Linked DNA regions of Homo sapiens: regions 1, 2 and 3 are each linked to region 4. The links are chromatin loops, found by intact Hi-C in ENCODE. Cell type or tissue: B cell. All regions are shown on one strand. Region 1 overlaps ACVR1C (activin A receptor type 1C). Region 2 has its middle 89 kb from the start of UPP2. Region 3 overlaps CYTIP (cytohesin 1 interacting protein). Region 4 holds the start of ERMN (ermin).

Region 1 (8,000 bases), 270 kb before region 4:
ATGCCTCAGCCTCCTGAGTAGCTGTGATTACAGGAGCCTGCCACCAAGCCTGGCTAATTTTGTATTTTTAGTAGAGATGGGGTTTTAACATGTTGGCTAGGCTGGTCTCGAACTCCTGACCTCAAGTGATCCACCTGCCTCAGCCTCCCAAAGTGCTGGAATTACATGTGCAAGCTACCGCAGCCGGCCGGTAACCTACCTTCTGAAATACTTATGACAATTCCTAGAAGTCTAAGAACTATATTTTTAAAAAGCATTATGGATTTTAAAAATGTGCTCCCCATTCATCAGCTCCCTTTCCCACCCATATTCTTTGAAGGGAGGGGTAGGTGATGCGCCCTTTTTATGTTTGCACAATATATGAATTCCTCATAGTATCCAGGGTAAACTTTTGAGCCTCATGGTCAGTGTTGGAAAGATGCTCAGCTAGGATCGGCCTTAATAAAACAAAAAGATCCTTCCAAATCACTTGTCCTTCTCTTCCCTTTTCAACTCTGAACTTGCCACTCTATTTTTAGCTAGATCAGCTTCTTATTTAGGATAGTTTCCTTTTATTTCTACATTGAGAATTATCTATTCTTTATCATATCTGATCATATGTAAATATGTAACTGTGGATTGTGGTAAAAATTTCTGACAAGTGAGCCCCTGAGAACCCTTGAGGACTTTACCTTTTCAATTTTCTTTGCTACTTTCATTCTAAACTTGAGACAGATAGTTCTGTCTTTTTCTATCTCTTCAATCTTGTAACTGTGTAATATGACTATTAATTGTTTATTACTTACTGGTTACTTTTAATTGTTTCCTTTTAACAAGTCAGAGCTTTCTTAGCTTTTAGTTTGGAACTTAATGTTTTTTGTCGTTAATTTTTTGTATTTCATGGCATATTTCCCAAATAGATTGAGTATGCCATGTCCTCCTTTCATCACTGAACTCTGCTCTTTTCTCATTTGGTTGCTATCTTCTCTACTTTAATAGAGACTGAAAACACAAAACTAGATTTCAGTGACTTAACAGACCTCCAAAATATGAACTCTGATTATTCATGTCAGTCTTTATAAGAATACATGATTCTCCTGAACAGTTTTCTTCCTCAACTGTGATTCTAGGGCAACAACTTGGTTTTCTGGGTATGCTGTCACTCCTATTGCTCTTTCTGATACTGGATGGTGGCCATTGATGCCTTCTGCTTTTGGGGTTATAGAACGTTACAACTGAAAGGCACATTAGAGATCATCTAATTGAATTCTTTCTTAAACAGATCAGTTGAACACATGAGGCCCAGAGGCCATATTACTAGAACTAGGATTAGAACCCCAAGTCTCCTAACTTGTTCCCTAAATGCCCTGGACTGGATTAGGGATCCTGTGGTGTTTTTTCTTTACACAGGTTCACCTCTCCATGCTACAGAGTAGTAATCCCTGCTTATCACTGCAAGATATTGCTGGAAATAGTATCCTTCAGGAGTTGATTATAATTGGTAATCATTTCCTATGGAAACAATATTTAAAGTGTATGGTGTATTCTTGATCCAGAGTTAATCATCAAGGAAATCATAGATTTGACAAACAATATATTGAACCCAAGACTGTACTAATTCAAAAAACGCATACTATCTTCCAAGTCCTATAAAATAGACCAAAGTGTGCAGGCTGATCAAATACAGTGTTAAGATTTGTGCTCCAGTACTGATGGAGGCATTGCCAAGTGAATTTCTGGCAGGTGAACATCTTATCTAGAGTGAGCTTGTTGAGCCGGGAAAGCTCAACAGCCCTGTTCCGTGGGCAGAGATGTCCCTTGTTAGCTAGACACCTGGTCTGCCATTATTAGCTTTCTCTGTAGCTTGGAGTGGGTGGCTATTATTATTCAGCCTTTTTTTTTTTTTTTTTTTTTTTTTTTTTTTTTTTTTTGAGCCCAGGCTGTAGTGCAGTGGCGCCATCTTGGCCCACTGCGAGCTCCCCCTCTCGGGTTCACGCCATTCTCCTGCCTCAGCCTCCAGAGTACCTGGGACTGTAGGCGCCCGCCACCACGCCTGGCTAATTTTTGGTATTTTTAGTGGAGACGGGGTTTCACTGTGTTAGCCAGGATGGTCTTAATCTCCTGACTTCGTGATCCGCCTGCCTCGTCCTCCCAAAGTGCTGGTATTACAGGCCTGAGCCACCGCGACCGGCCTATTCAGCTTTTTTCAGTTTCCAGAATATTCCATATTGAGTAAAAATAGCACTACAGAAAATTGCCCCTTCCACTTGAGACAACATTTCCATGTGGAGTATGGCCGTTCATTGTTAACACAATAGGTTGGAATAATAACAGCTTGGACACTCAGCTCCACTTTCTGATGCAGTCAACCCCCAGATTAATAATTTGTATTAGAAAAAGACTGTTAAAGCTGGGCAGGTGACTCACGCCTGTAGCCCCAGCACTTTGGGAGGCCGAGATGGGTGGATCATTTGAGGTCAGGAGTTCAAGACCAGCCTGGCCAACATGGTGGAAACCCTGCCTCTACTAAAAATACAAAATTAGCCTGGTGGGTGGTGAGCGCCTGTAATCCCAGCTACTCGGAAGGCTGAGGCAGGAGAATCACTTGAAACCAGGAGGTGGGGATTGCAGTGAGCCGAGGTTGTGCCACTACACTCCAGCCTGGGTGACAGAGTGAGACTCCATCTCAAAAAAAAAAAAAAACTATTAAAAGAAAATAAATGTAACATTATAAAATACAATTATGTTTATCCACATTTGAAATTTTTAAAAGATAGCCTTGATTTTGGTAAAGTCAGACCTTAATTCTGGGATTTATGTCTTTACTTTCTTGATTGGTAGTATAATGCTCTTTTTTCTTTTTTTAATGTGAGCTATTTTATTTTTATTCTTTTAATAAATATTTTAATTAACAAATCATAATTGTATATATTTATGAGGTATAATGTGTTGTTTTGATATGTATACAGTATGAAATGATTAAATCATGTGAATTGACTTCTTTTTTGAAATCATAGTAATAGAGGATGCTTTTTTTTTTTTTTTCAATGTTCTTCCTTGACAACACAAAAATTTGGTGTAACCCTTGGTTGGGTCCCCAAATTATTTTTGAAATTTTACTGGTCAGTGAAATTTCCAAATCTGGTAACCACCATTATCAGGTATGATTTTATGTGAGCATAAATATAACAGCTATAAGACCAATAGGACCTATGTGAATATGCAAATTATAATACACATTAGGGGCTTAATTATCAGTTTCTCATTTCTTCTTACAATTTAGAAAGACTTCACTGGCAATATTTGGATAGGTGGAATCTTTTGGTTCAAATAAGAGATTTCTCTCAATAAATACCGGTCTAGCAAATCCTCCCGGGCTAGAATGGTGATCTTTAAGGGCGTTCACGAGTGGAGGGCCACTATTTCCAAATGAAAAAGCGTCATCAAATCATCACTGCATTGATTTGCTTCTAGACAAGGCATTTTATTTTAAAATTTCAAATAACAGAAAATCGAGAGTGCGACATTTTATGATTATTTTAAAGACACACAGGTTTTAAAAATGCTTGAGAAATGCTAATCCGGAGTGGAGGTCATTCTGTAAAAAATAGCCTGCCTCCTGCTTCTGCTGCCACTAGATGGTACCCGGGTGCGCCGGGAAGCCGTCGGAGAACGTCTCCTGGGGGTTGCGCTGCCGTCGGGCAGGTGGCCGAGCCCCGCGGGAGCTGTCGTCGGGGCCGAATTCACTGCGCCAAGGTCCAGCGGAAAGCTGGGGCATCCCGGCGACCGCAGGGTGTCCCTTCGCAAATTCATCAGGCGAAGGGGAGGCGGAAGCTCCTGGCCGCTGCTCTGGGGGAGGGCTCCGAGCTCCAACCTGCAAGTCCAGGCAAGGGGAGCTCCCCGGGGGCGGGCCGGGGTGCCAAGGTCCTTTTTGGGGTGGGGAGCGCGCTGGGGACCGGGAATGGAGTTCCATCAGGGCAGTGAGTGTTACCAAACCCGTTGACAAAGTGGGGGCAGGTTAATGCACATGCAGGGCCGCGTCGCAGCAGGAGGTATTTCCACACTGCCTGGTGAGGGAGGACTGCCGCGGTTTCCTCAGGCTGGTGGGTGCTGTCTGGACCGTCTTGGAGGACTACTGAGAGGATGGGCTGGGACTCGTCCTCCGAACGGCAGGAAGGCTGAACAGGTGTGCTTCTCAAGATTCACCTCCAAGAAACCTTCCCGCCCCTGCCCCGTCCCTTACCCGCAGCCCCAGCCGGATTCAGTAGTGCTCCACCTCTGTGTCCCAACGCAGCTCACAGCTCCTACATGTGTCCCTGACTCAGTTTACCACACTGTCCTAACATCCTTTAACCTACAAGGCCAAGTTCCTTTAGTGCATGTCTTTTCTCTCTCCTCTCTCCCTCCCTCCCTGCCTTGACTCTTTGCCAAAGAGTTTGGCATGTAGTAAAGTACTCTTTAAATAATGATCTTAAAAACTTATCTAAAGACTTGCCATAAAGTAATTCATTTACTACTGTCAAGGAGATTTGTATATTAGCTATGAATTGGATGATCCATATCAAAATTGCATATATATTTAAGTGTCTAAAAAACAAATCATAAATTGGAAGAAAATATTGACTATTTAGAAAATATCTGGATGGGAGATTTTCTAAGCTTTAAAGCAAAATAAATTGCAGAGTAAAATATTGATAGACACAGTTTATGTCTATCATGTTATTGGATTTTAATGAGAACATCACTATGCATATCTAGTGTAAAACTCCACGGAGTAATATTTGGAGAAGTTGTATACATTAGTGGTTCGGGGGTTATGGGATTAGGAGTGATGTATTTTATTTTACTTCCTTCTTTATGTGTATTACTTGACTTCTTTTTGTCAAGGGGCAAGTATCGTTCTGCCCCCCACCCCCCAAATAATGAAGGTAATGTGTTAGGAAAAAAGCAAATAAATATGAAAGTGGGAAAAGCTATATGTAACACATATGACAAAGGATTTCTATATCTATTTCTATTCTATTCTGTTCTATTCTATATCTTTATAAAAACCTCTTTCAAATTGAGAAGAAACTTTAAAATTCATCCAAGAGATAAATAGCATGGACAAAAATTTCTTCTGTACTTTGCAGTTTTCTACAATTTGTAATTCAGTACATCTTTATTGGATTTTACCGCACTGACAGACCCTATTCTAAACGTTGGGATGTGATGGTAGATAAAACAGGAGAAGGGCCCTGCCCTCATGAAGTTTTCATTCTAGTGGGTCTAATACAATTAAAAAGCGAATTACAGATTGTGATACATAGCAGGAAGGATGGGGAGCAGATCCTTGAGCAAGGGGAGTCACTGAAGATTTCTCTGAGGGGGTGACATTTGAGCTGAGACCTGGAGAATGAGAAGAAAGGGGAGAATACTACAGGCAAAGGGAACAAGAAGAGCAAAGGCCATGAGGTGGGAAACTTGTTATATCACAGCTGTGAAAAGGAGACCAGTGCTCCGGAAGGCTGAGTTATGAGAGATGAGGTTGGAGGAGTGGGAAGAACCCAGACTATTAGCCTATCAGGTCATGATAATGATTGTGGATTTTGCTTTATTCTAAATGTAATTGGAATCCATTAAACACCAATATTCTCCTAAGCAGGAGACAATAGATTAAGAAACCCCAATTACTGGGGAACAGTTTGATGTGGAACCATTTAGGCTGCCAGGGTAAGAAAATAACCTTTCAAATTAAGGATTATATGTGATTAGCAGAGGAAATGTGTCCTGTGATTGGGAATACTCTTTTCTTTGACACTTCAAATAGGGTCTGTTTTTTCCCCCTACATGGCTGCAAAGTCTAAACTGGGCCAGAGGACTCCAGGTAGTCTGTATCCTCCCTAAGGAAACAAAGATTCAGCCTTGGAGACACTGCTATGTACCCAAGAGCGGTTATCACCAACTGCTACCCCTGCTAGCCTGTTGCCCACTCATGCCTTGCCTTCCAAAGGCAGGAAGGAGAAGACTGCCATCTTCCTATCTAAGAATCCTGCATTTTCATCCTTTCAAAGGGATGTTTTAAGAGAATCCACACAAATAATTTTGTCGTGAACCATTTTGATTATGTTGTATCCCTTTATGGTTGATTAATAATTGTCCCACACTGGAGGAGCTTAGCAGCTAAGGTTATTCATGGTATTTCTGGAAAAAGCTTTCTTTGAAAGGTGAAAATTTCAGTTAATCACCACGCTGATAAGCAGAAATGCTAAACTGAGAAATTTTCCTGTTAAGTTTTTAAATTGCACTAAAAGCTTTATGACATTGTGCCATCATACGTGTCCTTTCCATATGTATTCAAAATTTTGAGGCAGTAAGTAAATAAATAACACTCTTCTAGCCAGTTTTAAGCTCTAATTGCTGTCAGCCATTGAAATATTATTGGGAAACATTTTAATATCTACTTAGTAGAATGTAGACTATTCAGATTGCTGAAGTGTGGTGCTATTTTGAGTCGCTTTTGGTCTTGCATACTATTTCTGTAATCCTGTGGACACTAAGATTGAGGGACTCATCAACAGTCTCTGGATGTCTCACATAACTCAGAGAGGCTATGAACATTTTCAGGCCTCTATCACTTTTCCCCCATCGCCCCCAAATTTCATGCTGATATTGGAAAGAACATTCAATTATCATGTAATACATATAGTACAGGATAAACAATTTTTAATATTAATTAGAGATGTTTTGTTGATTTATAAACCAGTAGAATTCTCTCACCCACTGAAATAGCAGGGTGTGAATTTGGGGGCACAGACCTATCCTGTTCACATACCCAACACCAATTCTCTCTTTTCATCTATCATAGGTAATCCTTAAGTCACTTATATTGAGAATTGTGACACAAGTTCAGAGTAGCAGAGGACTATAGACCTGGAGGGGTCTTTAGAAGTCTTCTAGCCTGCTTCTTGACCTCCTCATTTTACAGGTGAGGAAGATAAGATCTGGAGAGATTGGGGAACATGTCTAAAGTCTCAGGTGGCTGGTGGTCAGGTGAACTAAAACCTCCAGTGTCAGTCAGTGTTGCCTTTGGACTGAGAAAATTCCAAATGGTTAGTACTAATAATTTACAATATGCTGAATTCTAACTAAATTGAGCCCTACAGCTGGAAGTTTAAGCAGTTCTCCTGGACAGAATCTCTGTTGGTAGGGTGGTTTCATTCCTTCTCAGCTCTAAGGGTGAGGCCTTCTTTAACAGGGAACGTAATTGCTACTTTGTGCAAAGGAACAGTTTTTCTTTGTGATGGATGTTTTCCCTTATTTGTGGAGTTCTGAATTTTTTTGGTTGCAGCCTGAGAAGTAGTATTTCTACCAGCTGAATCTTTATTGAAAGCTCATTTGGCCAAAAAAGTTTGCATTTATATTGCCCATATTTTATTAATGCTACTTTCTTTCTTTCTTTTTTCTGTTTTTCCTTACTGTTAAGAAAGGCAAATGCTTTGAAATGACCACATGACAAGAAAATAAAATTTTGACAAGGAATAGAAAAGGAAGCTAGATCTTTGCCCGATTTCCTTTGACCCTGTCTGGCTTTCCTTCAGATTTGCTAGTGCTAGTTTTCCTGGCTTCTTTCCTGCTGCTGTACTTTTCATATTCAGCACACTGAAAAGCTTGAATTGTTCCCTTTGTTAACTCAGAAGCCTGCAAATGATGAAAAGATTACATATTCAGCAGGTCAAATCTGAGACAGTTTTCTGAATTAAAAAAATATTTTGTGTTTCATAGCCTGGTCTAAAACTAGAGAAATTGAATAAACTAATGTCTGGAAAAGAAGAAAGAGTTTATGTCAGATGTTTATGTTAAGCACTGGTTAATTTTAGCATATAGACTCCAAACAAAGGAAACGTAGTAATATGTAACCAACATATTGAGAATACTGTCTAATTCAAAACACCTAATATTTGCCAAATAAATATTTGGCTTTCTAATAAGAATAGCACATAAATGCGGATCAACAAATTTGGTTCTTTTTTGTAGTCAGA
Region 2 (8,000 bases), 680 kb before region 4:
AAGCCCTGTCTCTACTAAAAATACAAAAATTAGCTGGGTTTGGTGGCGGGTGTCTATAATCCCAGCCACTTGGGAGGCTGAGGCAGGAGAATCGCTTGAACCCAGGAGGTGGAGGTTGCAGTGAGCTGAGATAGCACCATTGCACTCCAGCCTGGGCAACATGAGCGAAATTCTGTCTCAAAAAAAAAAATCATCTAATTCACAAGAATTTTTTTTGCTAATATAAGTCATCCATAAACCTCTATGAAAGGTGAGCCCTTTATGAGACAACTTGATCCCTATAAAGTATTCAATAAACACAATGGGCACTAAAAGACAGTCTTAATGAAATGGGACAATTTAGAAATATTTTCTTAATTGACATCAAGAAAAAGTAATTTAAAAAAAAAATCTGTTAGTTTTTTTTTTTTTAAACAAGTGTTAGTGAGGATGTGGAGAAACTGGAGCCCTTGTGCACTGTTGGTGGCATTACAAAATGGGGCTACTGCCATGGAAAATAGTGTGGTGGTTCTCCAAAAAATTAAAAATAGAATTACCATATGACCCAGCAATTTCACTTCTGGGTATATGCGTTAGTCCTTTTTCATACCACTATAAAGAACTACCTGAGACTGGGTAATTTATGAACAAAAGAGGTTTAATTGACTCACAGTTCCACAGGCTGTACAGGAAGCATGGCTGGGAGGCCTCAGGACACTTACAATCATGGTGGAAGTTGAAGGGGAAGCAGGCACATCTTACCATGGTGGAGCAGGAGAGAGAGACAGAGAGCAAAGGGGTAAGTGCCACACACTTTCAAACAACCAAATCTTGTGAGAGCTCACTATCACAAGAACAGCAAGGGGGAAGTCTGCCCCATGATTCAGTCACCTCCCGCCAGGCCCCTCCCCTGACACGTGGAGATTACAATTCAAGATGAGATTTGGTGGGAACACAGAGCAAAACCACATCCGTATATAACTAGAGTCTCAAAGAGATATTTGCACATCCATGTTCACAGCAGCACTATTCACAATAGCTAGGAAATAGAAGCAATCTAGATATCCAACAACAGATGAATAGATAAACAAAATGTGGCATATACATACAGTGGATTATTATTCAGCCTAAAAAAGGAAGGAAATTATGTCACATGCTGTAACATGGTTGAACCTTGAGGATATCATGTTAGGTGAAATAAGCCAGTCACAAAAAAAGATCAATACTGTATGATTCCACTTATATGAGGTATCTGAAGTAGTTAAATTCATAGAAACAGAAAGTAGAGTGGTGGCTGCCAAGAGCTGGGAAAGGGGGAGTGGGAAGTTGTTGTTTAATGGGTATAGAGTTTTAGTTGTGCAAGATAAAAAGTTCTGGAGATCTGTTTAACAAGAATGTGAATATACTTAACACTACTAAACTGTATACTTTAAAATGGTTAAGATGGTAAATTTGACATTGTGTGTTTTTGTTTAATTATAATTTTAAATCTGTTAGTTTCTCTAATGATCATAATGAAGATTAATTAAATTGTGCTCAAAAGATGTATTATGGGATAGGAATACAGGTAATTTTATTCTCTTTATTGTTGCTGGACCAAGTTTTCTGCTTCCTACATATCAGAATGGCTAGGCATTGCAAAATAATCTATCACCATAGAATCTAAGGATTCTTTTGGAATATAAGCATCATTTTCAAAAGTAATTTGTGATTCAAGAGTTGCTTAGAACCAAATTTCCCTAGGAAACTGAATGATTTGGGTGTTTTGTTATGGGGTGGAGGGAGAAGATGTGGTGGAAGTTGGCATGATCTCTATTTGGGTGGGGCTCTTTTTGTATTTTTGATAGAGAATAGCTGTATTAATCAGTAGTGTATTATAGAAGGCATATGTCTTATGTTTCATTGCTTGGTTTTATGTTGTGCAGCAGCAATTTGCTAACCACAGTCCTGAAGAAATATAGCCACGCAGCAAAAGAAGCATTTATTTTCAGAAACACATTTCTTTTCTGACATTACAGGGGAGTGGGAGGGAAGGTCCAGATTAACTGTACTTTTTAATAAGAGATGGAGTGCTATTGGAAAACTATTAAGGAAATTGTGGCTTTAGCTCAGATTCAAGGAAGCCCATAAGAAGAATTTACTACCTTCCAGCTTAATACTGCAGCAGGGCCAGTTCTACAGACCCACTGCTCCCTGAATGATTCTGGAGAGTATTTGCGAGCTGGGGTTGTTCTAGGAGAGGCAATCAGCCGCTGATGAGCTCCCCTGCTTAACTTTCCTAATTGATTCCACCAGACCTCCTAGTAGACTAGTTGCTAACCCTGCCCCATCCCAACTCTGGCCTGGCTCTTTCTGATGGCAGTCTTCAGAGACCATTTGCCAGTTTGGAGTTAGGCCTTGGAGCTGCAGAACAGGCTTGTAAAGCAGATGCGTAGTAAATGCTGCAGCCAAATGTACAGCACATTTTCCTAAGTGGAAATCCTGTGTTACAGACAGAACATTACTTAACAGTAGGTGGGCAGTTCAATCCTAAACAGCTCAGTTCTTCCCCATCAGAGACCCTGCAGAAGCAGGCTTCTGCCACAGCTGTGGGAGGAAGAACAGTTCTTGTAACTGTTAGGAGCAGACAGTGGCTAAGAGAAACAGTCTCTTGGGAAGTCCCTGTCTGTGATTTTCCTACGTAAACACAAGAAAACAAAACCCCTGGGCTTGTCGTTCACACAAGCAAGCCGCACAAAGCTTTCTTTCCTTCATCTGCATGTGCTAGTGTGCTGTTCTTCCTTTAGGTTTTACTGCTGCTTAAAGGTGTTTTTGTCCAGATATGTAAAGGTGCCTCGCCCTTCTCCTTCTCAGGAAAAATAACTATTTATTGAGTGCCTGTTGCCACGCAGGAACTCTGTATCCATCATCTCACCTCTTCCTCATCAAACACATCTCTTCCGAGTGAGTTGCCAAATTACACTGCTGGCTTCCCAACCTGAGGTTTTGCTTCTGTTTACATTTTACCAGAGCAAGAGAGAAAAAGTCACAAATGATGTGCTGTCTTCTCATCTTACTAATCCCCTCTTCCCCAAGCCTTTCCACATCTAGAATTAAATACCTGGGCCTTGGCAGCCAGGCCAACCCCTAACATTGGTAAAGCCCAGGCAAGAGCACAAATGGATGCCCATATGCCTAAAGCTGTAAGAGTTATAATGCCCCTTTAATGCATCCTCATGTCCACGTTGGATATGTGCATTAAAATTCATGAAAAAGAATTATTGGCCAGGTGTGATGGCTCATGCCTGTAATGCCAGCACTTTGGGAGGCCGAAGTCAGAGGATCACTTAAAGCCAGGAGTTTGAGACCAGCCTGTGCAACATAGTGAGACTCCATCTCCACAAAAAATAAAACTTTTTAAAAAAATTAGCCAGTTTTGGTGGCAATACCTGTGGTTTTAGCTACTCGGGAGACTGAGATGGGAGGATTGCTTGAGGCCAGGAGCTACGATTGCACCACTGCACTCCGGCCTGGGCAACAGCAAGAATCTATTTCAAAAAAAAAAATAATAATAACAATAGCTTAAATTCGAAACAATCTAAATATTCAACAATGGGGCATTGATGAATTTTATTATAATATTTCTCCATATAGTAGGGTATGAGATCATCACTTAAAATTTTTAGTAATAAGTTATTTTGAGTTTAAGTGAATAAAGATTATTAAAGTGTCTTTGTAATTATTGTTTTGTTTAAAGTATATGTACACATAAAAACATGATCCAACAAAATAGTTACCATCTCCTTGTAGTGACTTCATAAATTATATTTTCTTCTATGTATTAGTATTTTCTAAAAATTGGTATAATGAGGGAAATAAATAAATTTATAATAAAAATATTTGTATGCTTTAATAATTCTGTTTCCAGGAATCTCTTTTAAGGATCAAAGATGTGGTTAAATATCACAAGATAATTTATCACAATGTTATTCATAATTTTAAAATTATATCAGCTAGGCACGGTGGCTCACACCTGTAATCCCAGCACTTTGGCAGGCCGAGGTGGGTGGATCACTTGAGGTCAGGAGTTTGAGACCAGCCTGGCCAATGTGGTGAAAACCCGTCTCTACTAAAAATACAAACATCAGCCAGGTGTGGTGGCACGTGCCTGTAATCGCAGCTACTCGGGAAGCTGAGGCAGGAGAATCACTTGAATCCGGTAGGCAGAGGTTGCAGCGAGCCGAGATCGTTTCACTGTACTCCAGCCTGGGCAACTGGAGACCCCCTCTCAAAAAAAAAAAAAAAAAAAAAAAAAGGTAGAAACAATTCAGAAAGATTATTGAACCTTTGAAACTTCCTCATGCTTATTCTGTTCTTAAAATTTTCTCTTTTCCTCAGAGTGATTAGCAATCAAACTCTTTTTTAAAAGGCTTACATGTACTGGTCTATGCGGGCAGAGAGTACAGGGAGGCTCAGAGAGTGAGCATGCAAACACTAAAGGCAGGACCGCAGAGGAGAAGATACCCAAAGGATAAAAAAGATGCTCACTGAGTCAAGTAGATGAAAACCAGCATTCTTGGTGTAAGCTCTAAGCAAGAGGGGAGACCATATACGGCCATAGCCAGGGAGTGGAAAAACCCAGAATTTTAGAAGGAAAGGAACCTTGTGGTTTCTTCAGCTCCAGGAAATAGCAAACACACCCCTATCCCCACCCCACTACCATTTACACCTACCCTAGGATCTTCTATTCAATTAGAAAATCTTTCATTTATCGAGCAAATATTTGTTGAGTGATGTGCCAGGCATAGACAGGAGAGGAAAGGAGGAAGTCTGTTTGTTTCAATTAGCCAAGTTGGTTTATTCATCTCTTCCTTCTTTAAACAAATGGCTCCTTCCCTCCCTCCCTCCCTCCAGACAAGTGTTCTGTGTGAAAACTTGATCTTTTCACATGACCCTACATCCTCCTCCACAGTGATTGGTTCCCTTCAGTGGTGGACAACTTACCCAAGCTGAGCCTAGCTCCCTTGACCATTGCAATTGATCAAAGGGTGGTCATGTGGCCCAAAACAAGCCAATCAGACTTCTTCCCTAGCTTTTTTTCAAAACTTTATGGGAAAGGAGGGCTCCTTCTCTCCAGTTAGAGAGCCATGAGCCCAGATGTGAGCCTGGAAACTGTAAAGAGCCAGAAAAGAAGCAGAGGGGAAAAAGACAATGAGCAAAACACTCAGAGACGCAGGAGGGAGAAAGAGTCCTGCTGGCATTCAGAACCCTGTGTCAGGTCTTTCTGAATCACCCATTTCCTCTGTCCTTCTGGCTGTCTGGTTACCTGAGTCATTACCTTCGCATTCTTCTGAAGCTATTTCCTATTGTATTTCTGCCGTGTGAAACCAAAGGGTGTTCCCCAGCACAAGGGTTTGGAATTGCAGCGCTCTGTATGAGCTCTGGTAAGCCTCCTTGGCCTAGTGAAGCAGACAGGTGCCAGATCAGAAGCTTTATTAAGATAATGAGGGAGGAGGCCGGGCACTGTGGCTCACACCTGTAATCCCAACACTTTGGGAGGTCGAGGTGGGTGGATCATTTGAGTCAGGAGTTCGAGACCAGCCTGGCCAACATGGAGAAACCCCGTCTCTACTAAAAATACAAAAATCAGCTGGGCATGGAGGCGTGCACCTGTAGTCCCAGCTACTAGGGAGGCTAAGGCACCAGAATCACTTGAACCCAGGAGGCAGAGATTGCAGTGAGCCCAGATTGTGCCACTGCACTCCAGCCTGGGTGACAGAGCGAGACTCTGTCTCAAAAAAAAAAAAAAAAAAAAGAAAAAGAGGGAGCTAATGATGCTCTCATTGGAGGGAACTCATTGTATTACCTTTTACCTATTAATATAACTGTGCCTTCACTTAACATTAATGCAAACAATCCTTGTTGAATACCTGCCCTGTATTTCCCTCACCAGTTTTTGGCCTTTTAAATTGAATTCATGCATACCCGTTCTTCTTTCCTGCTTAATTTGATTCAGCCTACTAGGAAAGGTAAAAGGGAGGATTCCACTTATGCCCGTAACTGTGAAAATGCAACATATCTTTAGTGGAAAATTTACAAACAACCACAAGATGGGGCTGTTATGCAAGGAAGTAAAAGTTAATGGTTGGCGGGAAGAGGATGCAACAGTTTCCAGCATCCAGGATAGGATATTTAAATCTTTCCTCACTAGAAAATAAGGAAAGGAAAATATTTTAAGAACATATATTCATAAAATCAAAGCACTACTTATAACAAATTCAGGGATTACTCTTTTTAACAATCTAGTGTTCCTTTTTGGGAAAGTGATACATAATTATTATAGTAGATATTTTCCGCCTATATCAAGGTTGATTGCTTGTCTTTCTTCCGGGTTTTCTTCATCCTCATTCTTCTGTCGCTTTCGATGAAAAGCCATAACATAAAACCAAAATACATGCATTAATTTATTAATTTATTTACAGACTTCTATGTCCTCTGTATTCAATTTCAAAGACAAAGAAATAGCATTTGATATATTTGATTAACATACTCGTTTCCTGGTGTCTTCCACCTCAATCTAAATTAAATCACTTTGACCTCATTTTTCCCCCCTTGGGTTTGCAGTTTGAAGATCTGGAAAATTCTTGATTAATAGCAATAATGTAAGGTAGCCACGTTTTTAGAAAATCCAAAAGAAGCAAGAGGAAAGTAACCCTGCATAGCCCTTTGCCTTACGAGAGACTACAGCATTTGCTGGGGCAAGATGACCACAGAAGGCAGCCCGCAGGAGAATGCCCATTCACCCTGGAGCTGTGCAAAGCAAGAAGTCTGCAGGTAGATGCAGGGGAAGCCACAAAGAGGAAGCATTCCTGTTCCTTCTAGGGCACAGTCCAGTCTGCGTTGCGCTAACTCAAAACTGGGAGCCTTCTGTTGAGAAATGGGAAACCTAAAAATAGACCTGCAGAAAGTACTTTGACCTTGGCTTGAAAGTCAGCCCAGTGCTATGACAAGAAAAGCCTTTTCCATGAAGATTATGTTCTTAAAAGCCATATTTCATCTGCACACAGACTCCCAGTAAAACCACACTCAGAAAATGTGCGTCTTGGCTATCCTTCAACTGTAAAATCATTATGTTTGGCTCTGGTTATTCTGGACATTAGATGTCTATGTAAGGGTTTCTTTCTGAAATTCCTTGTACAAAATGTTAGGGGTTATAAACTGGATTAATAGCGACATTTAAGCAAATCTGCTATTACTGTGTGTATCCAATACCTTATGATTTTTGGAAAGAATTCAAGGACAAAGCAGAAAAACTGTTGTATTCAAGTAATTCAGAATGTACATGCTTTAGAATTAACTACAATAAACTAATAACTTTTCCTGAAAAAATCTAGCCAGAAAGCCAAGAGAATATATTTCATTAAAGCTTTAGTAATTAAATCCAAAATTAAAGGGTACTGTCCTATAATTTCTTGCATGTGTTAGAATTATAATATTTAAAATTTGCAATATCAAAGCATTTCAGGAGACCATCATATGTAGTCTGCATGTATTTCAAGGATAACCCTTAAAGGGTGATAAAAAGCTATTAAAGAGGGGAGAAAAAGCACTTTTATATACTTAGGTAACTTTCTAAGGAACAGCTGCCACCAATTAAACAACAAATACCTTTTAAAGACTCTTGGGGGTTCAATGTTCTTTCAGTGGACTGAAAAATCTGGGAAAATGGACTTCATTAGCAACTACAAAATTATTGAAAGGATATTTGAAATGGCATTTAATACCTGCAAAGACTGAAACAATCAGTAGTTTAAAATTTCGCCATAAAGATTGGTAAATAACACTGATTACAGGTCTTATTCAAACAGAAAATAATGAATATGTAATGAAAAGAGAATAATGATCCAAATTGCTTTTAATCTTGGAGTTATGCCTATTGATTGGCCTGGAAATAATAGTGCTAATCTTACAGTAGGAAAGTCAAGTGCTTTAGAAAGTCATTAGCTTTAGGGAAACGGGATACCCATTTCATTGTGCCAGTA
Region 3 (8,000 bases), 94 kb before region 4:
GCTATATTCTATGGAATAAAGTACTAACTTGCACAAATCATTATTTGATGCCTTTAAGCAATTTCTATTCTTTGCATGTTTTTGCCTTAAGTTTTAATGTACATACTTACCAATGTATGAATTTTTCAGTATCTCCATCCTCTTCCAGAACATCATGAGCACCATACAATGTTTAAAATGCCCATTGAAGACCCTATATTCCTTATTATACTTACTTTAGAGGATTTGTATCAATTTTTTTAAAGTACAAAATACAGATTTTTGTTCTATAGCTGGTAGTGAAGAAATACACCAACTTGTTCGTTTTGATATGTTTGCTGTTGTTTGTTGCATTGTACTCCTTACCTCTAGGTTTACTTACTTTCTTGCTATAGTCCTTCCTTCTGTGGGGATAAGTAGATTTTTGTGTAAAAATGTTTTTATTTCACTGCTACTATTGGAAGAGAGTTTTGATAGGTAATTGAATTATTCTAAGTAGGTGTTTAGCTCCCTTAGCACTTTGAATATATTACTCCTTTAATATTTTTGTCTATGAGAGAGCTCCTAATTATTTTTGGCAGGTAATCTATATTTTCTGCTAAAGCTTTTTAACATTTTTCCTTTTTCCTTTAAGTCCTTAATTCATCCAGAATAAATTTTTATATATATTATGAGGTATGGGGAAAATTCCAATTTAATTTTTTTCCATATGAATAACCAGTTCTTCCAGTACCATTTATTTTGTAGTCCCCCTTTCCCCTTCAACTGACTTGCAGTAAAACCTCTATTTTTAAGCAAGTTCCACATATGCATGGATTTGCTTATAGGCTTTCTAATATGATCCGTGGGTCAATTTGTTTATCCCAAACTATTTATAATGAATCTTGATATCACATTGGGCACAGTTATTCTTGGTCCTTTGATCATCTATATAAATTATAAAAGCAGATTATATGTAAATAAATGTTGGTGTTTTGATTGATTTCAAATTTTATTTATCTATTTTTGGAGACAGGGTCTCACTCTATTGCCCTTGCTGGAGTGCAGCAACGTGATCATAGCTTACTATAGTCTCAAACTCTGGGCTCAAGCAGTTCTCCTATCTCAGCCTCCTGAATTCCTGGGATTACAGGCTTGAGCCACCATTCCTGGCTCTGATTGCACATTATATATATATATATCAATTTGAGGAAACAACATCATATGGTATTCTGTTTTTTTATTGATAGATGATCTTACCATTTTTTGTTGTTTTCTTTAAAGTCTTTCTAATAAAGTTATAATTTTATGCATATAGGTCTTATACATCTTCTGTTAGACTTAGTCCTCTGTACCTTATGTTTTTTGTTCTTATTATCGTTTCTTTACAAAAACTAATGCTTTGATTGACGTTAATAGACATGTGAAATAAATTTTTCTGTGCTGTGACTATATTCAAACACTTTGCTAAATTATAGAATAGTAATATCTATTCTAATAACTCTAATGAATTATCTGTAGATTATTTTGGATTTACTGTAGAGATAATAACTATCTGTTATGAATGAGTTTTGGTTCTTTTTCTTACTTTGCTTCACAGCTTAGGCGCTACCATACAACAATGAATAGAAATTATGGTTGTAGGCATCCTTGTTTTATTCTTGATTTTAAAGGAAATTCTTCCTAATTTCTTTTCCACTAGGAATGAGCTATCTTTCAGATTAAGGAGACTCCCTTCTATACGAAGTTTGCTGGTAGTGTTTATAGTGCTTGTCCATTAAACTTTATCAAATACTTTTTTTATGCATCTGTTAAGCTGGTCTTCTCATTTATTCATTTGAAAAAATTCTGTCAATATGTGAATGAAATTTAAATATATTCTAATATAAAGCTACCATTTCATTTCTATGATAAACCCAAGCTGGCTTATTCTTGAAATTTATAATTTGTAAATGTAATTACAGGTTCGATTTGCTAATATTGTATTTAGGATTTTGAAAGAGTTTCATTTTTCAGGTAGACTGGCCTGTAATTTTATTTTCTTAGATTATCTTTTTAAGTTTTGGTATCAAGTTTACTAGACTCTTAGCATGACCTGGGGACTGTTTTCCTCTTCTTATTTTCTGGCAGAATTTTAATAATACCATCTGAATCATTTTGTTTTAGGATTCTTTTTTGATGGGAATACTGTTAATGTACTGTTTCAATTACTTTATTAGTTGTGAGACTACTCAGGATTTCTGGTTTTTTTTAAAGACAGTTTTAGCGACTTATGTTTTTGTTAACAAAGTTTTTAAATTTATTAACTGAGTTGACAGTAAAATATTATTCTGATGTTTTAAATTTTTGTCAAAAATTGAGTGTGCCCCCATTTTTTTCTTGCAGTTTGTACCACTTTTTATGCTTCTTTTTTTTTCTTGATAACTCTTTCTCTACGGGATTTTCTATTTTTGGATCTTCTAGAAAACCAGTATTTGTGGCCATCTTTAATCCTTTTTCTGGTTGCTTTAAGATATTCTTTTGTCCTTATTGATCTACGGTTTTACTACAATGCAATTAGTTCTGGATTCATTTCTAAATTTATACCGTGTAGATCTTATAGTGCTCTTTCTGTTTAAAGACTTTCTTTAGCTTTGGAAAACTATCAACTCAATCTTTTTGGAATATACCTTCTACACCACTCTTGTATTATCTTCTGGAATTCATGTTAGGCATAGTTTCTTGATTTATCTTTCATGCTTCCTAATGACTATTTCATAGGTCTTTATTTATATTTTTGTGTTATATTCTTTCTGAATTCTTTAGTAACATCTCCAGAAATGTTCTTGCTAGCTGTTCTGTACAGAATGTGTTATTTCTATTGAGTTATAAAAATTACTTTCTTATTATCTTGTAGTTCTTTTTCATGTCTATCTGTTCTTGTTTTGTCATTTCAAATTTCTTGTTCTTATAAACATTGATCTCTCAGAGGATTATATCTCTCAGAGGATTATAAAAATTCTTATTTTAAAGTCTTTTTTGGACACTTTTCTTTTTTTTTTTTTTTTTGAGACAGAGTTTCGCCCTTGTCACCCAGGCTGGAGTGCAGTGGCATGATCTCGGCTCACTGCAACCTCCACCTCCCGGGTTCAAGGGATTCTCCTGCCTCAGCCTCCTGAGTAGCTGGGATTACAGGCACCTGCCACCACGCCTGGCTAACTTTTTGTATTTTTAGTAGAGACAGGATTTTCACCATGTTGGGCAGGCTGGTCGCGAACTCCTGCCCTCAGGTGATCCGCTCGCTTAGGCCTCCCAAAGTGCTGGGATTACAGGTGTGAGTCACCGCACCTGGCCTTGAACACTTTTCTATTTTCATTTTGTTTAGAGACAATCTATGCACAAATTATCAATTTTATTATCTTTTTTATCATTAAACATCTGTGTTTGGAGGTTTAGATTGCCTACTTCTCTTGCATGGCATATAGCCTCTCCCTTCAGCACAATGTGATAACTGGATGCTTGCCCCCACTTGGCACTTCAAGGCTATCAATCCAGAGCCAGGTCTGGGGGCTTCCGTGCCTTTCCTGAAGACTCAGTGAGCTGTTTGGCTCAGGTCACGAGGCTGTGTTTAGGTATTCCTGCCTTTCAACATACAAGCTCTACATGAGCCATAGCCAGCAGCATCAGCTTTTCTCAGCCTCCTTTCCCAGTGATGGAGCTTCAGCCAATGTTTTTTTCTTAAGCGGAAAACCTGTCTCAGACCTGTGTTTCAGATAGGTGTATTTAAACCATATATTGCCATAGAATTTATTTCTGCTTCTCCATATCCAGAAGACTTTAAGTTTCATTCTGTTTTCTATCTTGCATGTCTGTCCTGTTTCTAATCTTGAAATTATGAGATTCCGTTTAACTCTTGAGCCAAAAATGTCTTGGTCTGACCCATAGCCAAGGTCAGGCTGGTTTCCCCTCCACACAGTGACATTTATTTTGTGCATCCTGTGTAAGTCAGCATTCTTTCCCTCAAAGACTCTTCATTGCACCAGGGGCTCTTCTTTAGAAACAGTGGTCCTTTCTGATCCACATTTTCAGGGATTCCCTTTCTTCTGACCTATGATTCAAATGTTCAACATGAAAACAGCACATCCAATGGGCTAGCTGGGAAAGCTAGTTTGTAATCTACTTCTGCTATTTACTGGGTTTATATTGCTTGGGAAATATTTTGTTACATTGAATATTCATTTTCGAATCTGTAACTTTTTAGGGAAGTTATGAAAATTAAATATCATGTTATCAGTGAAAACACAATTGAAGTACTAAAGTGCCATGGAAATGTTCAGCTGTATGTCTCCTGTAGATTGAAAGCATTGGAAACTTCTTTGGAACAAATGTGTGATAGCTGAGAGTTGTTTTAGGAAGCCATTATTTTCACGTATTCATTCAACCATTATTTACTGAGTAGCTGCTATGTAGCTGGCACTGAACTAGGCACAGTGAGGTGATGCTGCCCAGTGGGGTTAGATCTCACTTGTGCTTTAGTTCTCATCCAATGAGAGCTCAGATATGTCTAAATAAACAATTGTGATGTCAGTAACACAGGCAGAAACAGACCCAAAGGAAAATAGGGAAGCTTGGTTACAGTTGAAAAACCCTTAGTCACTTTGACACATCTGCTCTTTACACTGGTATTTTCTTGGTTTAAGTGACGACATACTGAAATGACTGGGTCAAATCAACAAATCAGATATTGCAAAACCAGTATTTTTCCAAAAATTGACTGTATATATAAAGTCAGCCAGTGCTGACTTCGTATTTTTAGATAGTAAGTGCAGAAATATAACTTCCTCTTCTTTCTGTCTCTAGTTTTTACTGTTGACCTATCCCTATGCTCCTCAACTGGACGCTAGTCTCTTGTAGGAAATAAATCTCTTTAAGAAAGATGAAAGAGGTTGGTATGTATGCCAGGCACTTGCTAGCCTTATACTCCCTACGTCCCTAATTTTGACCTTCATATAACCACAGATTTACACAGTTAAAAGCTGGGAATAAGGCAGCATAGCAGTCCTTTTTTTTTTTTTTTTTTTTTTTTTTTGTGGCAGGGTCTTACCCTATTGCCCATGCTGGAGTGCAGTAGCATGATCATAGCTCACTGTAACCTCAACCTCCCAGGCTTAAGTGATCCTTCTACATCAGCCTCTTTTTTAAAAAAATTATTTATTTATTTTTGAGACAAAGTTTTGCTCTTGTTGCCTGGGGTGGAGTACAATTGTGCCATCTCAGCTCACCACAACCTCTGCCTCCCAGGTTCAAGTGATTATCCTGCCTCAGCCTCCCGAGTACCTGAGATTACAGATGCCTGCCATCACACCCAGCTAATTTTTGTATTTTTAGTAGAGATGGGGTTTCGCCATGTTGGCCAGTCTGGTCTTGAACTCCTGACCTCAGGCGATCCACCTGCTTCAGCCTCCCAAAGTATTGGGATTACAGGCGTGAGCCACTGTGCCCAGCCTCCTCGGCCTCTTAAGAACTGGTGTGCACCACCATACCCAGCTAATTAGAAAAAAAAATTTGTAGAGATAAGGTCTCACTATGTTGCCCAGGCTTGTTTCAAACTCCTGGTCTCAAGCAATCCTCCCACTTCAACCTCCTAAAGTGCTGAGATTACAGGCGTAAGCCACTGCCCTCAGCCCTCAAAGCAGTATTAAAGCTAGTCTAGACTATATTATGGTACAGAAAGAACAAGAAGTTGATTGAGTCAAGCATTTGATTGATTTATTGCTCGATTTTATATTGGCAACCATAAGGGTTGCTGTTAATTGTTACTAGTATCAAAGTTTGGAAAATTCTGCCCAGTTATTGTTCAATCTTTGAAGACTGAGGAACAAGCCATGTTCCTCTTAAGCATTTAATGACGTTCTTGCAATTTTATTATTTTCTTTCCTTTAATCCTTCTCCAAATATACATTTTTTGCCTCTTCCTTTTTAGCCTTCATCTACTCCTTGCAGATTGCTTTGTGGCAAGGATTGCTTGTTTCAACTAGGCTGTCTTTCCTTTGGCCTAAGAGTCCACAGGCAAACCTGAGCTGTGCCCACTTGCTAGGCTTGCTATAGGGACCTGAATTTGCAAAGGAAGGGGAACAGTAGAGAATAAATAATGGGAGACAGTGAGCCTATGGCTATGTCTTTTCAGATGCCTTCTGCCTGGTTTGTTTTAGATTGCCATTGCCTCAGTCCCCTCTGTGGGATAGGCCAAGACTTGTGTGCTGTCTTGACCCATGTGGCAGCTACTTAATTCCCACTGTGGGTCTCAGCTCTCGTGTGCTGGGGCAGCCAAGAAGGGAGGCAGTTAAGAAGTTAGGGTGCTTAGCAGTGTTCTAAGTTTAGCCCGCTAAGGAAGCATTTCAGATAGTTCTGTTCTCCTTTTTTGTGTGGAAAATAAATAGCTGTCCAAGCCAGGCACGGTGCCTCACGCCTGTAATCCCTTTGGGAAGCTGAGGTAGGCAGATCACGAGGTCAGGAGTTCGAGATCAGCCTGGCCAGCGTGGTGAAACCCCGTCGCTACTAAAAAGACAGAAATTTGGCCGGGCATGGTGGGGCGTGCCTGTAATCCCAGCTACTTGGGAGGCTGAGGCAGAAGAATTGCTTGAACCCGGGAGGTGGAGGTCTTTGGGCTTGTATGTTGATGGTGATATTTGTAGAGCATTAACTAAGTTCTAGTCACTGTTCTAAAAATTTTACATCTATGCACTCATCTAATCCTCATAACATTTCTGGGGTTTAGGCTCTATTATTGTCTTCATCCTACAGATGTGGGAATCCTAGAGTATAAATCCTTGCCTAAACAGCAAGTACGTTTTCACAAACCCAAATAATCTTATTAAAATAATTGTTTAAATAAAAGTATATTTTATTGTTTTTCTTGTTTTTTAAAAGAAAGCTTGTTGGTACTACTAGATTATTTTTTGAGGGCATAGTATTCTCAATATCCTCCTTTTATACAGCAAAAATATTTTAAATGGATGAGATGGAATGGTAGTACTAGAAAGAAAGGTAAAAAATTTAATGACAAATCTCAACACCTAGAATTAAATTGCTAGCTTCACTGGGGTTTCCTAATAATAAAAACTTTTTTTTTTTTTTTTTAATCTCACAGCAAACTTTGAAACAAAAATGGGTGGAGTACAGATCTCTGCAGTTACAGGAACATCGTCTGCTTCATGGTAAATGCAATTTCCTGTTCAGAAACCACACTAACATTACTTCTTTCAGTATTTCTGCCTCAAAGTTGGTTTAAGATTATCATCATTATAAGAAAAATTTGTCTAGTGCTGGTCAAGGAAATGGGTCTGTGTTTCTTTGGCATGAGCTTTGGAATGGCTGTATTTGGAGGAGGGGTAAGGCAAGTCAGATCCACTACTGCGTATCATGACGCAGATGCACATGCACACAGATGCACATGCTCGAAAACAGGCACCTGGAGATTTTAGAAAATCATTGGGGAAGATTGCCTAACTTTCCTTCTACTTCAGTGAATGAATTACATTTCTGAAAACAATCACGGCTAAGGGGCTGTATAGTTTTTAGAAGCTATTAAAGCTGGAATGGTTGCACACTTATTGGGTAGAGCTCCTGTCTTTTGTTTAAATTGCATAAGTTGCATTTATGCAGAGAAATTCTTTTTCATGGCCCCCAAGACAAAGACATAAATGCGTAAGATGAATACAACAGTAAATGCATAGCTCTTGCCATTGAGTGCATTTTTAAGGGAAGGGTTGAGTTTAAAATGTGTTAATTCGCTATTTGTTGTATGATAGATGTAACCAAAGGAATGAACTTTTGTGTACAAATAATTCACTGAAACCACTACGTGGGTGTGAAATATAGCTTATCTCTTCTTTAAATAGCACCAAGCTTAAGTCTGTAACCTAGAATATCTGTTAAAAGTGATAATCAATTTGTTTACCAAAAAAGATAACAATTTAATCCTTAACTAGTCACTAATTTATGGCTTAGAGTTCTGGTATGAACTTCTGTTTTTTTTTTTTTAAATTGAAGTGTTTGAAACT
Region 4 (8,000 bases):
ATTTCATGACTTAAAAGCAGCACCACCCCATTCAGTTCTGGAGGTGAGAAGTCTAAAATCAAGGTGTTGGCAGGGCTGCACTCCACACAGAGGCTTCAGAGGAAAACATTTCCTTGCCTTTTTTGGTTTCTAGAGCAAAGCTTGTCCAACTCATTGCCTGCAGGCTGCATGCAGCCCAGGACAGCTTTGAATGTAACCCAACACAGATTCATAAGCTTTCTTAAAACACAAAATTTTTTCTCTCACTCATCAGCTAGCATTAGTGTATTATTTTTCTCTCACTCATCAGCTAGCATTAGTGTATTTTATGTGTGCCCCAAGACAATCCTCCTTCTTCCAGTGTGGCCCAGGGAAGCAAAAAGATTGGACACGCCTGTTCCAGAGGCTGCTCACATTTGTTAGCACATGACCACTTCTCGAATTACTACAACGTCTTGCTTCTGTGTCACATTTTCTACTACTCTCTTTGACTTTCCTGCCTCCCTCTTATTAGAACTCTTGTGATTATTACATTGGATCCCATCCTATAATCCAGGATAATCTCCCCGTCCTTAATTTAATTAATCCCATTTGCAAAGTCGCTTTTACCAGGTAAGGTAACAATTCACAGGTTCTGGGGATTAGGATGTGGACATCTTTGAGGGTGGTCATCATTTAGCCCACAACAGTCAGCTAGAGGCATTAGGGACCCTCAGATCCACCCAGGTACCTCCTAATATGCACTTTCCTTGTGATCAAAAGAGACTGGTTACCTGGTACATTGTTTAAATCTTTGTTTTTGTTTTGTTTTGAGATGGAGTCTCACTCTGTTGCCCAGGCTGGAGTGCAGTGACACAATCTCAGCTCACTGCAACCTCTACCACCCAGGTTCAAGCTATTCTCCCCTCTCAGCCTCCTGAGTAGTTGGAATTACAGGCACGTGCCACCACTCCCAGCTAAATTTTGTATTTTTAGTAGAGGTGGGGTTTTATCATGTTGGCCAGGCTGGTCTTGAACTCCTGACCTCAGGTGATCCACCCACCTTGGCCTCCCAAAGTGTTGGGATTACAGTTGTGAACCATGGAGCCTGACCTTGTTTAAATCTTTGGATCCAAACAAGTACAAAGCCAATTCTGAATTTACCAGTCAAATTAGCTATTGAATTCAGTTTATGATTCTTTGAATTAGGTTTCTGTAATCTCTAACCCAAACATGCCTGATTTGTACACTTGCCCAAGGTCACACAGGAGCAGGCTGAATCTCTCCTCTTTACCCTATGAGGGTCACTGATGAGAATGCTCATTTGTCCTCTATTTGAAGGGGACTCTTAACTGTCAGCACTCTCCCTCCCAGCCTCCACTTCAGCCCATGTTGGCCACAGGGTCCTATGTTCAGGGCCACACTCTTCTCTAATCCTCACCAAATACTCAGCCTGTTTCTTCCAGTGCTTTTCTTTAAAATGATATTCACTGGATCACTAGAAGGCCAGGCTCTAGATGCTAGAGCCACAGAGATATACCTTTCCTAAGGTGTAAGAAATATTTTATATTTAGAGGGAGAACAGATAATTATCCCCTCCCCTGCCTCCAACATTGAAAAGCATGCTTCTTGTAAGATGCAGTTAAATTTTGAAATTCTGTTACATTAAACCCTTAATACTCATGAGCTACCCATAGACTTCAGTATTGGTTTCCTGGGATAAACCATTATTTACTTCAGGAAACTGTATCATTAGAATGGCAGCCATTATTCCATTCTTGGCATAAAAGTAAAAGGAAAGCATGAACATGGCACACGATAATCAATTTAATCTGATTTATACCAGGTGGCAGGCAATTATTGTTTTGTGAAATAAAATATATGGCTGTTGATTGATTTTGTTGTGTTATGATAGTCTGTATTTCTGTAACAGTTCACTTTAGCTGGGACGGCCCTTCAATTTGGAATTTTAATCCCTGAAGTGAACCAATTGGGATGATCCTGTCTCTTCAGGCTTGTTTAGGGTTGCACATTCCCTGGGTCATTGCTCTATTCCTTATAGAAAATTCTATGGGTTATTGGTAGGATTGTGACTGTTGTATGTCAGTCTGACTAGGCTAAACTAAATTTCCCTGAATTTTCTTTCCTGAATGATTCCTGAAAAAGAAACGTGAGCCAAAGTAAACATTGTTCTGTGAGCTTGGTGGGGCGGAAGTGAAGCAGCTATTTTGTAGCTGGCACACACTGCTGCCCGTCTGCTGCCTCACCTGGTGCATGGGCAGCAGCTGGGCCTGCAACTGTTCCACCTCCCTGGATCTTCCTCCAGCTTCTATGATCCTGGGCCGGGCTTCTTTGGGAGGGCATTCCAACCGCTAAGGTCAGAGGCACTGAGAGCCGACGCGGGTTTCAGTTTGCCCCCGTGTGTCCAGCTTATACCTGGGAACCCAGTTTGTTCTTGCTCTCCCCCTTTAAGTTTCTATCCATCATCCCTTCCCAACTTCCTGCCCTGCAGACTTCAGGCTCCAGCATCAAATGCAACAGCAGACATATAGAGGCAGCTTCACTGGCACCCACCATTGTGTAAAGTCAAATCCCTTCTGATTGATCAATCAATTGATCGATTGATAGATGGATTGCTCCATCTCTTAGTGGTTCTGCCTTTCCCTTCCAACCCTAATTGAAACAATACCCCTGTCCCAACTATGTAAGTCAATGTTTGTTTAAGATTGGCTTCAAGCTGCCAGGATCAACATTTTTCTTTTAAATGTATTTCTTGTTTTTATTCAGTGCTCTGTGACCATCTCTTAGCCATAACATTAGCTTGTGGCTTGGCTTTTCACATATGATTAAGATTAAAGATCAAGATTTTATGACTTTTCCCCAAATCCTGATTCTGGACCTAAGATAGCCTTAACATTAAGCATTTGGTATTGGACAAATGGAAAGTGAATATTTACATAATTTTATTTTGATTCTTTATATTCTTATATGAAAATCTTTTCATTACCTTTTTTTTGGCTTTAGATTTAATAATGGTTACATTTGTACAATGTCCTTTAGCATTAAGAATAATAACTAGGGGCCAGGTGTAGTGCTTTATGCCTGTAATCCCAGCACTTTGGGAGGCCAAGGCGGGTGGATCACCTGAGGCCAGGAGTTCGAGACCAGCCTGACCAACATGGAGAAATCCTCCCCGCTACTAAAAATACAAAAATTAGCCAGGCATCAAGGCGCATGCCTGTAATCCCAGCTACTCAGGAGGCTGAGGCAGGAGAATCTCTTGAACCTGGGAGGCAGAGGTTGCAGTGAGCCGAGATTGTGCCACTGTACTCCAGCCTAGGTGACAAGAGCGAAATTCTTCTAAGGAAAAAGCCACAAGATCCAGTAAACTACATAAAATAAAACAGTCATGTTTCATACAGTGAACATTCTGCAATTGTATTTGAAGTAAGGATGATAGTGCAAATTCTAACATACTTTCTAAGTCATAGGTTGTTACAAATAATGGGAGACAACTTACCTCTTTATGAACAAAATAGCCTATGTTTTATCTAGTAGTTGGATAGACTCATCTTGTTGCTAAATGTGTCTCATGTTGCCGTCTACTTGTAGGAAAAAATAATACACGTTACAAACCATTTACCCGACCTCCATTATTCCCTAGGGCAGCATAAAAGCATGTTTTTAAATAAATGTAAACACATGGTTAGCCAAGGATGACAGAACTCTGGATCATTTCTCTATCTTTCCAAAACTGAAATAATTTTAAGGCCATAAAAAATGTCACAGCATGGTTTTAGAAAGAAGGCAATCCAAAAATAAAGACACGAATTCCCATAAAAGCTAGGCTATGGGTATGAGGTGCCCGTTGCCATGGGGTAATAGAAATCTAGGAGTAGGAGAGACAATGAATCTGAACTGTCTCAACTTTGCTATGTCCCTGGATTGAGGTACTTGGCAGCCCCGAGGGAACGGAGTGATTGGAGGCATGACCTTTGGAGCTAATGTATTTCTGTACTCCTGTGTTTATCGCAGGGCATTTGGTTGAATTAGTGCCACTTCCTGCCCTAAGGATCTCACAATCTAGTATGTCCCCATTTGTTCCTAAGCTTGGTCTTAGTTTCTGCATTCTCCCATATGATTCCACTCAATATCTTCTCAACAGTAAGCTTGTAGTTGAATTTCTTGGGAGGACGCTCCCAGAACATCATCCTCAGCAGCTGCAGGGTGTCTCTGGGGCAGGTCTTGAGACTGCCTTAGGCTCTCTGCTGCCCTCTCCTGGCCACAACTGTCTCTACTGCCAAGGTGCTAATGCCGAACCCCTGTGGGATCTCTGGTCCAAGGAAACATCTGCACACAGGCCAGGGATGGCGCTTAGCTTCATCTGTGCTGCAAACTCTCATCAGTAGGCTTGCTGGCTCTGTGACCTTACTAGCTGAACTCCTTAATCTCTCTGCACTTCATTTTTCTAGTCTATAAAATGGAGATAACAACAGCACCTACCTCAGAAGACTGTTATGAAGAGTAAGTGTATTACTATTTATGAGTCAATTAGGACAGTAGCTTGCACATAATAAGTGTGATATGAGCGTTTGTTAAAACAGTTAAACAATCAAACAAACATAGAATTAGAGTGCTGACTAGAGAACAGCTGGTGATGACGCGGGAGGGAGATCTAGGATCTATTAGAGATGTCTTCCAAGGACAAGGGAGAGGGGATTATACAAGAGTGAGGTGTTGTCCCTGATATAGACCTGAATGGGCTCAGCCCTAGACACACTTTTAAAGGTGATATGCTTACTACAACTCTTCAACACCTATTCTTCTTCTCTTTAAAAATGATCTGAAATTTATTCTCTTGGGGATAAAATTTATTGTATATATTATATATATAATATAATTCTTGTTATGTATGTGTATATATATAATTATTTGTGTATATATGTGTATATATATAATTATTTTTATTGCGTGCTACTATTCCAAGCCAGATGCTAAGTGCTGGGGACACATGTAAGCAAGTTAAACTGGCCCCTCGCCAGATGAAACTTAGTTTGCAGTTGGTGAAACAGACATTACAGAGATAATTGTGCAGTTGCTTATTTAGTTACAACCATGAAGAATACTCTGAAGGGCAAAGACAATGTGTAACAGAGTCCTGTCCTAATCCTGGCGGTTAGAGATAGTGTAGTTAAGGAGATGATATTTAAGCTTAAAAACAGAACTTAGGGAAGCTGGTCAGCCCAGGGCTTGGGCTTGAGGAAGAGAAGGGCATTTCACATAGAAGGAGCTGTGTGGGCAAAGGCTCTGGAACCATTTTGTACTATGAGAAATCCAAAAAAGAAAAAGATTTAAAAAGGAAGGGGTGGTCAGTAGCAGTCATTTAACATAATCACCTGTTTCTCCCAAGGGCAGATTGCATTGGTCCTCTACATTTTACCAGCATTGTGTAATATCAGTATGGAATAGAAAGGATTGTAATTCTGATTGGGGGAGGAGAAACCTTCATGGCGATAATTTTATTAGGGTTTTAAAGGATCGGCTGGGCTTCAGCAGACATAAACTAGAGGATAAGAAGCTATAGACTAAGTAAATTACTCTGAAATTATAAAACTTTTGGTATTAGCAAGTTGGTAGAATTTGTTTATTTCATAGGTCCCTTCTCCAGCCTGCTGGAAGCACACCATCAAATCTGCAGCCAGAACCATTTACAGTAAAGTTGTCCTGTTTATAGGTTTTTTCCATAAGCTGTTTTATTTTTTAATAAATAAGAAACAATGCCATTGTCCTTTACAAAATAGCTGAGGTTTTACTTGAACAAAATCTGTTTGGAAATGTTAAGCTGGTTACACAGAACTAATATGCCTCAAGGTGGTCATTCTCTCTGGATTAAAGCTGTGGGACAATTGTGGCTCCTGTTACAGGGAAAATTACAATGGGCCATTATGAAAAGGGACAAAAATCTCTGTTCCCAGAGGGGGACTGACAAGCTGAAAGTCCCTCTCTACATGCCAACACAAAAGCCTGATTGCTTCAGATTGTTTGTTTATGTAAATCAAAAGGATGCCTTTAACTCTGCCAGGGAACTGGCAAGCAACAAAGAAGGTGGTGATTGGCTGGATTCTTGCTCATGGCTCCTGGCAGATCTGACAAATCCTCTTGCTTTTGCTCTAATCTCTGTCTGGATACTTTTAGGAAAAGAACCTTGTTATTATGTACTAAAGTGAATAATTTGTGCTCTTAGAGTAGGAGTTGGAACTATAGGACTTGAAGGCAAGAGCAGGTATCTTATCAAGGATCTACTCACTCAGTTTCCCTAAAGCTCTCTCTCCAGATCGGATTCAACCGCACATCATGACAGATGTTCCGGCTACATTTACCCAGGCTGAGTGTAATGGGGATAAACCACCTGAAAACGGTCAACAAACAATCACTAAAATCAGTGAGGAATTGACTGATGTGGACAGCCCCCTGCCACACTACAGGGTAGAACCCAGTCTGGAAGGTGCACTCACCAAAGGAAGTCAGGAGGAAAGAAGAAAATTACAAGGGAACATGCTGCTCAACTCATCCATGGAGGACAAAATGCTAAAAGGTAAAGTGTTTCCCTTCTCCTTAATTTTCTTGTTTTGACTTATAAATTTACCCTGGATTTTTTTGATAAACTATTATCGAAATGAGCTGGACACCCCAAAAATGTAGCCCTTTATTCTACTACGCATAGTATAAGGACTAAACCTCTGCCTCTGGTGAAATCCAGGCTGGTCTATTTGACAGCTGTGACCCCAGACAACTTTCTGTCTCCCGAAGCCTGAGTTTTTTTCACTAGAAGAAGGCGGAATAATAATAATAACTACAAGTCTAGGGTAAGTATTGGCTAAATGTTAACTACTGTATTTATTATGATTATGGACAGCCCCATATTATTTGAACAAAGAGAATTCAAAATGTTAAAATTTCCTTCTAAATATAACTGAAGTTCTCTGAATTTATGGTTCTATATCTTATATATATATCTTATATAAATATTAAAGGAGAGATTACAATCAATAAAGTGATCATTAAGTAAATAAATTGAATTGATAAAGAATGAATCCAAAGAGTGAAATAGTAAATTTTAATGATCAGATTTAAAATTAAAGACTTCTACCTAGAGTTTAAATTGATAACTTATTAACTGTTGAACAATAAATATTTTAAATGTTAAAATACTGATTTTATATTTTTTTCCTAGAAAACCCAGAAGAGAAACTCTTTATTGTTCATAAGGCTATCACAGATCTTTCTCTCCAAGAAACTAGTGCTGATGAAATGACATTCAGAGAAGGTAACAAGAACTACAGTTTTGTACACAGAAATTGTTTGACTGAGTATGGATGACAGTCTTTCCATGAAATGTTGCATGAGCGTGGGGTTGACAAAGCAATCCAGGCAATGACTTCAAATTTTCAAAGCTGCTGTAGGCAGATAAGAGAGTCTTAACTTATCTGTGGGTTCCACCTTATAAAGCATTCCAGACTGTTCAAGGCTGAGGCTGCATGGAATGGCATAGCTGATTGGCATACCAACGTGATGTCTATCTCTTAAGTTAGTCCACTGAGTCAACCCTACTTTTTGATTTGGTGTGTCCAAATCTGTGTGTGCACCTTGTGAAAGGTAAATGTTTCAAAAACGGGTCTTTCCTAAAAGTCTACAATTAACATACAGCTTTTTTTTTTTTTTTTGAGACGGAGTGTCACTCTTGTTGCCCAGGCTGGAGTGCAATGGTGCAATCTCGGCAGACTGCAACCTCTGTCTCCAGGGTTCAAGCGATTCTCCTGCCTCAGCTTCCTGAGTAACTGGGATTACAGGCACCTGACACCACGCCCAGCTATTTTGTGTGTGTGTGTGTGTGTGTGTGTGTATTTTTAGTAGAGACGGAGTTTCACCATGTTGGCCAGGCTGGTCTTGAACTCCTGACCTCAGTTGATCCACCTGCCTTGGCCTCCCAAAGTGCTGGGGTTACAGGCGTGAGCCACTGTGCCCGGCCAACATACAGTTTA

Evidence for each region. Hi-C counts contacts between places; a loop is a spot of excess contacts. Peaks named below come from ENCODE experiments on the same cell type or tissue, not always from the same donor. Only the 100,000 strongest peaks of a DNase experiment are listed, where the experiment ranks them.
Region 1: it touches region 4 in a loop (10-fold over the local background); 24 of 110 quality-filtered maps call a loop at or near these places.
Region 2: it touches region 4 in a loop (19-fold over the local background); 15 of 110 quality-filtered maps call a loop at or near these places.
Region 3: a loop joins it to region 4, with 4 times the contacts of the local background. A loop is called at or near these places in 9 of 110 quality-filtered maps.

Annotation. Positions count from the first base shown.
Region 1 is chr2:157,593,225-157,601,224 of GRCh38, reverse strand. All of the region lies in intron 1 of ACVR1C (activin A receptor type 1C), which reads left to right. Among named protein-coding and RNA genes, the nearest start is that of ACVR1C, 32 kb to the left of the region's middle. In B cell, CTCF peaks have their summits at 3,417 and 3,620 (motif pointing right); a DNase peak (open chromatin) is centred at 3,644; H3K4me3 peaks cover 427 bases; H3K27me3 peaks cover 844 bases.
Region 2 is chr2:158,008,537-158,016,536 of GRCh38, reverse strand. It overlaps a transcript of UPP2 not described here. Among named protein-coding and RNA genes, the nearest start is that of UPP2, 89 kb to the left of the region's middle. In B cell, CTCF peaks have their summits at 5,907 and 6,108 (motif pointing right); a DNase peak (open chromatin) is centred at 6,056; H3K27me3 peaks cover 374 bases.
Region 3 is chr2:157,417,677-157,425,676 of GRCh38, reverse strand. CYTIP (cytohesin 1 interacting protein) reads left to right here. Exons shown (of 8, transcript NM_004288.5): 7 at 7,088-7,154. Among named protein-coding and RNA genes, the nearest start is that of CYTIP, 22 kb to the left of the region's middle. In B cell, no CTCF peak of the experiment used is centred here; DNase peaks (open chromatin) are centred at 4,606, 7,266 and 7,986; H3K4me3 peaks cover 991 bases; H3K27ac peaks cover 7,047 bases.
Region 4 is chr2:157,323,955-157,331,954 of GRCh38, reverse strand. ERMN (ermin) reads left to right here and starts at 6,131. Exons shown (of 3, transcript NM_020711.3): 1 at 6,131-6,553; 2 at 7,193-7,285. The coding sequence starts at 6,313. RefSeq lists an enhancer at 5,698-6,247. In B cell, CTCF peaks have their summits at 4,033 and 4,232 (motif pointing left); a DNase peak (open chromatin) is centred at 4,224; H3K4me3 peaks cover 370 bases.